Regions from separate parts of the Homo sapiens genome. Here region 2 is linked to region 1. Evidence: chromatin contacts called from ENCODE Hi-C or POLR2A ChIA-PET data. All regions are on one chromosome and are shown on one strand. The core of a region is the stretch at or near the end of the contact, and the rest is flanking DNA. Distances in the headings are between cores, read along the strand shown.

What was found. Hi-C counts contacts between places; a loop is a spot of excess contacts on that map. ChIA-PET counts read pairs that join two places held with the same protein, here RNA polymerase II (POLR2A). Pooled maps may share reads with other maps.
Region 2: a loop to region 1 is called in a pooled map, with 2.3 times the contacts of the local background. The contact joins two enhancer-like sites. A Hi-C loop is called at or near these places in 2 of 50 pooled maps. POLR2A ChIA-PET finds 5 or more read pairs at or near these places in 4 of 52 experiments (AG04449, BJ, Caco-2 and 1 more).

What each region holds. Positions count from the first base shown.
Region 1 is chr13:46,487,775-46,491,291 of GRCh38, reverse strand. It overlaps the pseudogene COX17P1. Among named protein-coding and RNA genes, the nearest start is that of LINC01198, 23 kb to the right of the region's middle. Within about 2 kb of position 1,756, at least 2 of the 41 ENCODE cell types and tissues checked have a DNase peak (open chromatin) inside an H3K27ac peak, as active enhancers do.
Region 2 is chr13:46,569,613-46,572,743 of GRCh38, reverse strand. All of the region lies in intron 1 of LRCH1 (leucine rich repeats and calponin homology domain containing 1), which reads right to left. Among named protein-coding and RNA genes, the nearest start is that of LRCH1, 18 kb to the right of the region's middle. RefSeq lists a silencer at 1,039-1,088. Within about 2 kb of position 1,288, at least 4 of the 41 ENCODE cell types and tissues checked have a DNase peak (open chromatin) inside an H3K27ac peak, as active enhancers do.

The DNA.
Region 1 (3,517 bases), core at 507-3,006:
TATTAGCTACAGTCTTTGATGGATGATTTTTTTTCCACTAGTAATATTTTACTTTCTTCTTACAATAAATTATAAATACTTTTTCCACATATCAAAGTTCATCAAAGAACTCCCAAAATTAATCTTCTTCATCCTTCAGGAATTATTTATTCACACAGCAGACCACCATTTCATATTTTAAATCCTAGGGCTCTCATGCATTCCTTGTGGGCCTCAATTAGATGTCCACAGTGTTCTTCTCCTTTCTCGATGATACACGCATCGCGTGCCTTCTTGGTCTCCGGGCAAGTGCAGCAGGGCTTCAGCGGCCTCTTCTCCTGAGACTCAGGCAGGGCAGGGTTTGAGTCAACCAGACCCGGCATCTTTCGCGCCAAAAGCAGCTATGAGCGGAGACAGCCAAATCTATGCCAGCCTCGGCAAACGCCAATTCGTCCGATTTCTTTAAATTAAAGTTGATTGCACCTACTGTGCTATACATATCAGCAAGACCATCTCATCCTTCTCCCTCTCTTGGTTTCAAAATTAAGAAGTCATTTTAATTCTGTCACTCCAGATAAGCTCTTCTGTAATGCTCTATATATCCCATTTCCAAAGGTCAGGGGCTCAAGGCTCAGACTCTTGTCAATGTGGAAAAGGAAGCTCTGCCTGTTTGCTTCTGAGAGGCAGCTGTTCTCTGAAAACATCTACCCCAAAGGGAAGCGTGGGGGTGGGGGAGAACTGATTGCCTTTGATTACTTTTATACCCCTGTAACTGGCTTTAACTCTCTGACTTTTCATCTCTTTCAATACCAGTTCATGATACAAATATCCCTTGACGGATTGGGGAACTAATAGTGCCCTCTGGCCAACTCACTTCTGTATCCCAAAAGAGCCAATAGCAATCACAGCTTCCCAAGCACAGCCTGGCGCCTACCCTTCACTGCTGCATGTGGTGGTGTTTCTCCTTTATCTTAACACACACATTATCCTAATCAGGTGGGATTTGCCTGGCTTTTAAGCAATAGTCCTATCAGACAGTGTTTGTTTTCTTCCTGGAAATAGAAAGGATTGCTTCTGCCAGAGCAAGGGATTAAATCTTTATTTGGAAGCAGTCAACAAACACATTTGTAGTGAGATCTTTGAACTAAGCATCTTAGAAGCATTAACCCTTTTGATACCATCTGAAAGAGAAACTGAGCTAAACGCTTCCTGGAAAAAGACTAAAAATTAAGCTTGGTAGTAACCAAATTAGATGGCTACTGAGGACAACCTCGAATTTAGTAAAACAGGGGAATCTCCAAACAGGCGCTTGTCACTAGCTAAGCATGTGACTCCTACAAGCATTGATGATTGTGACTCAGGGCATTTGGGCAGAAACTTGGGATTGTGTTTCCTGGCTCTGCGCCTCAGAGTCCTGGTAAAACTACAGACCCACCACCTGGGAGATTTCTTTTCCTCTCTTAAAGAAATTCAAACCACATGTGGTGACTTATTAAAGAAACATATGTCATAACATATTTGGGCAACTCTTGGGCAAACTAAAAATAAGTTGGCAACAAATCTCAGAAAAGTGACTCAATCGTTGTCTGGGAAGGCAAAGCAACTTTCTGGAAGCACAGTGACTTTCCGTTTCTTTATGCTTCTGGTGTGAGCGGCTGCAGGGCTGAGGAGGACTATGACCAAGATGCTCCTTTATCCTTTCTTCCTGAGCAGGGTGAAGGTGGGGGTCTCCAGTCCAGCTAGAGATGTTTGCCTGCACTGCATCTAAGGAGGCGAAAGCCCAGCCAAGTCCCACCGTGTGCACCAGACTTGTTTGAAGGATGAGACTGCTCATGTGAGCAACTGGAGATCAACTCGTTTAGGTCTCTGCAGGTTTGCAGGGCACACTGGAAGGCCTTTGAGTTAACTGGCAGTTGGTTCTTTTTTTTTTGAGACAGAGTCTTGTTCTGTCGCCCAGGCTGGAGTGCAGTGGACCCATCTCGGCTCACTGCAACCTCTGCCTCCCGGGTTCAAGCGATTTTCCCGTCTCAGCCTCCTGAGTAGCCGGGGTTACAGGCACCCACCACCACGCCTGGCTAATTTGTGTAGTTTTAGTAGAGACGTGGCTTCACCATGTTGGCCAGGCTGGTCTCAAATTCCTGACCTCGGGTGATACGCCCACCTCAGTCTCCCTAAGTGCTGAGATTACAGGCATAAGCCACCTCACCCGGCCCACAGTTGGTTCTTAGAATCTTTTGTCTTGCAATTCTGTTGGGGTAGTAAATTTATAAATGCAAAAAATACCAAATACGCAGAAATGCGAACCTATCCCCCTTTCTGGTGTCACAGGAGCTAGGAAATACAAAAGCATCGATAGAGACATTCGAAGTTGCAAGTTGGTTTGAAGTTTCCCTGCTTTTCTGTGGTTATTGTAGCTGCTTAAGATGATGATAGACAAATAAGACAATCTGCTTAAAATTCACAGATGGAACTCGAAAATCATCTTTACAGCTAACACTGAATCTCTTACCGTTTGTATGGTATGGCAGAAAGAGACTTGGGCTCAGGGGAATTAGGTCCTGGAAGCCAAGGAAGGGGAGGAACATTTCAAAGAGGAGGAAATTTCCAGTTTTCTCAGACACTGCAGCTAAATCAAGTAAATGTAGGACTTAAACATGTGTATGGGATTTTTTTTTTTAAAAACAGCTTTATGGCAGTACAATTGACATATAACAAGATATTTAAATACAAATATGTAAAGTGTATGGTTTGACAAGTTTTAGCATATGTACATACCCTAAAATGATCACCAAAATCAAGATAACAACTTCTGTCATCCTAAAATTTCCTCCTCTTCTTTTGTAATCCCTCCTTCCCACCTGTCATGAACCCTCCTTCTTAGGCAACAACTGATCTGCTTTCTGTCACTATAGTTTGTATTTTGTAGAATTTTATGTAAGTGAAGTACTACAGTGATATGGTTTGGATATGTGTCCCCACCCAAATCTCATGTCGAATTGTAATCCCCAGTGTTGGAGGTGGGGCCTGGTGGGAGGTGATTGGGTTATAGGGACAGAATTCTCATAAATGGGTTAGCACTATCCCCTCGGTGCTGCTCTTGTGATAGGGAGTGAGTGAGTTATCGTGAGATATGGTTGTTTAAAAGTGTGTAGCACCTCCTGCTCCCTCTTTCTCCTGCTCCTGCCATGTAAGACAGTTTGCCTTCCCAGAAGCAGGTGCTGCCATGCTTCCTTACAGCCTGCAGAACCATGAGCCAATTAAACCTCTCTTCTTTATAAATTACCCAGTCTCAGGTATTTCTTTACAGCAGTATGAAAATGGACTAATACATAGAGTATGTACTCTCTTTTGTCTGGCTTTTTTCACTTTCACTTGGGCTGATTATTTTGAAACCGAGAGTCATCTGTGTTGGAGAATGTATCAATAGCTCATTCATTGTTTTGCTTTGTTTTTGTAAGCAGTATTCCATTGTATGGATAGAACACAGTTTGTTTACCCATTCACCTGTTGGTGCACATTTGGGTTGTCTCCAGTTTGG
Region 2 (3,131 bases), core at 39-2,538, 82 kb before region 1:
CTGTGAATATAGAACTTAAAAAAAGCTTTTTAAAGTCTTTGCAATGTTTCATTACCTTCTTTTGCCCACAATTGTGCACTGTCTTCTTATTCTATCTTCCATATGACTCCACGAGTTAGGGAGATTTTGTCGAGCTTTTTTTTTCTTTAGTCAATATAATGAAAACAGTCGTTATAGGTAGCTTCTTTCAAACTATACCCCTGTCCACTCTGAAGTATTCATATTGCTATGCAGAATTTGCTTTTAGATCACTCTGTTCTCCAACTGGCATCTATGTCTCTTTCATTTCACGCACCTATTTTATCTTTTACTAAAAGCTGACACCATGCCATATGTATAATAGGCTGTGATCCAAATTAAACTCACTAAGCTTAAAGTAGTGTTGCAGTAAGTCTCAGGATGGCTCAAATAAGACGATAAACATATTTGGTCTGGGGATTATTACTTCACACCACCTGGGCCTGTTTCTCAGGCAGCCTGGCAAAGAGAACCAAAGTCCTCCCCATAAAGAGCAGCAAGCTCCAAGCTGAGAAGGACAGCAGGGTCAGGGAGTCCCCAGGCATGGCCTGCAGTGGGGGTACAAGTAGGAAGAGGAGTGCAGGGAATGGCCTCAGCCCTGTGCTGGCAGACCAAGGGAACAACAGAAAGACAGCTGTATCCGACAAGAGATATGTTCCCAGAGTAGTGGCAGAGACAGATGCACGTCCCCAGCATGGATGAGAATTGGGAGCAGTGAGAAGACCCCCTCCTCTCCAAAAATAACTCCCCCTCTGTGGGCATCGCCGTTCAAAAAAACAGCCACTGCCTGCCTGTCTCTCTCTCTCTCTCCCTCCCTCCCTCCCGCTCTTTCTCTCTCTCTCTCACACACACATACCCCAAGTGCCACATACTTAGAATTTGTTATTTTAGTCATCACAGCAACCCCATAAGTGTTATTACTCTCACTTACTTTACAGATGAGAAATGAGAAGTTCAGAGAGGTACATGAATTGCCTACAGTCACCCAACTGCTAAGTGACAGAGCCAGAATTTGACCTTGGTCTGTTGGACTCCAAGACCATTTCCTAAACAGCTGTGATGGTTCTAAGCCTCATGGATGGTCACAGCAAGAAAGGCATGGGAGCCAGTGAACAAAGGCATGGTGACTTGAGCACTTTGGCATTTCATCATTCTGGGAGAGTGTTCACAGCATGCACAGTTCCAGGAAGCTCCACAGCCCTTGGAAATGATACGCCTAGCCCGCTTCGAGAAAACCCAGTGTGCAAAGCTAGCGTTTCTCCAGTTTCTGAGAGCACAAAAAGCAATGGGTGGAAGGCAGAGTTGGTACTCGTCGCCACTTGAATCTCTGGCACTCATGCTAATGTGCATCACTGCGAATACCACTGACAACTGTTCTCTTGGCACACAGCACACTCAATGGAAACACGCCGCTGATCAAACAAAAGTGGAGGACATATTCCAAGGCCCAGGAACTGCACCTGATGCAGACCCATCCTCCCTCATGCTGGATGACTCGCACAAACAGCTGAGATGCACAAGATGCTGGAGCAGTTAATGGAGGTGTGTTTTGATCACCAAAAGTCTAACATATTGTAACAATTGTTGGAACACAAAGGAGTTCCTTTTTTGTAGGTATGAGTTTTTTAATGCCTAGTTACTTTGAAGGGTAAACTCTAGGGTGAATTTCAGCACTCTGCAAATCCACCAATGGAGAGGCCGAGGGCAACTGGCCGTTACCTTTTACTTCTTTTTACTTCTATGCCTGAGAAAGGCAGTTAAAGAAAGGAGCAGTGAAGCTGCCTGACTGGAGACAGCTAACCACACAGCAATTTAAAAATCTGAATGGGAATACTAAGTCATCTTCTCCTGTCTTTTAATTTTAGACACTCCTCTACTATAGTAAAGGTAGAATCCCTCAAGTAAATCTCTCAAAAGATAAGAAATTCTGTGACTGCCATTCTGTTCAAGTGTCTATCTCACCTCACCTTTGCTTTTACGTTGTCTCTTCTAAAAATCCAACATTCTTTATGGTACTACTCTTCCCTACCGGAATATGTGTGATATGCTCATGCTTCTAACAGAATAAAAGGAACTTTTGTTTTTGTTGTTTTTTAAGCAACCTATAACTAATTGAAAAGTTTCCCTAATATCCAGCTCTATGCTAGGCCATGCAGAGAGTAAGAAAAAGAAATAAAGTGTCCTCATGCACGCAGTGGAGCATCTCTAGGGGCAGAAAGACCTGGTTTAATTTTTATCTCTCCACTAATCAGCGCTGTGACCTTGAATGAATTATGTAAACAGAGCCTCCGTTTTTTAGAGATCTAATTCTCAATTTTTTTGGAGATCTGATTCTTAGCACAGGATAAGGACCCTGTGAGATAATAAGCTAAACCATCTCGATGCCAAGCCATAGCAAAGGCACAGTCAATGTCAGTTTCCTTTCTTTTCTACTCTCCTCAAGGCATTTGCAAGAAGTCAGCAAAGAGTAGTCAAACTCAAGTCAAACCGAATCCCAGTCTTGCCACTTAGTAGCCATGTGATCTCAGGCATTTCTCTCTGAGCCTCAATTTTCCAGTCTGTCAGATGGGAAGAAAATGTGTACTTACCTCCCAAGATTGCTCTGGGAGTTAGCTGAGGGAAGCCACATAAAGTGGAGAACACAATATCTGACTCAATAAATGAAGCTATTATCATTCTTATTCTTATTAGAGAAAAAAGACATGGAATTAAAGAACAATTAAGGACCAACTCAATCATTATAAACTCTGTTTTAGATGAAAAGATGAGTAGAGTTGCAGAGAGGGAGGCTGGCATTTGGGGCATCCTAGAAGAGGCAGGAATTAAAATTTTGAGATGACTGCTTGACAGGGACTGGAGAGCTGGGGTCTGTCATTGTTTTGTTTTGTTTATTTTATTTGGCAAGTGCAATGAAGACAGAAAAGGTACAATCGAAGGCAAAGCGGAGGCCTTAACCTGGAACATATGGGAACACTAATGGAAAAGGCAGCTGGAGCCACACAGGCCCTTGAGGGGAGCTAGAGGAAAACCCAGCAGGATAAGCGGGTTGGCGCCAGATACCAGAGGCCCTGTGGATCTGCTGCTAGGCAGCTGAGCCTCGGTGGGCAAGCAGG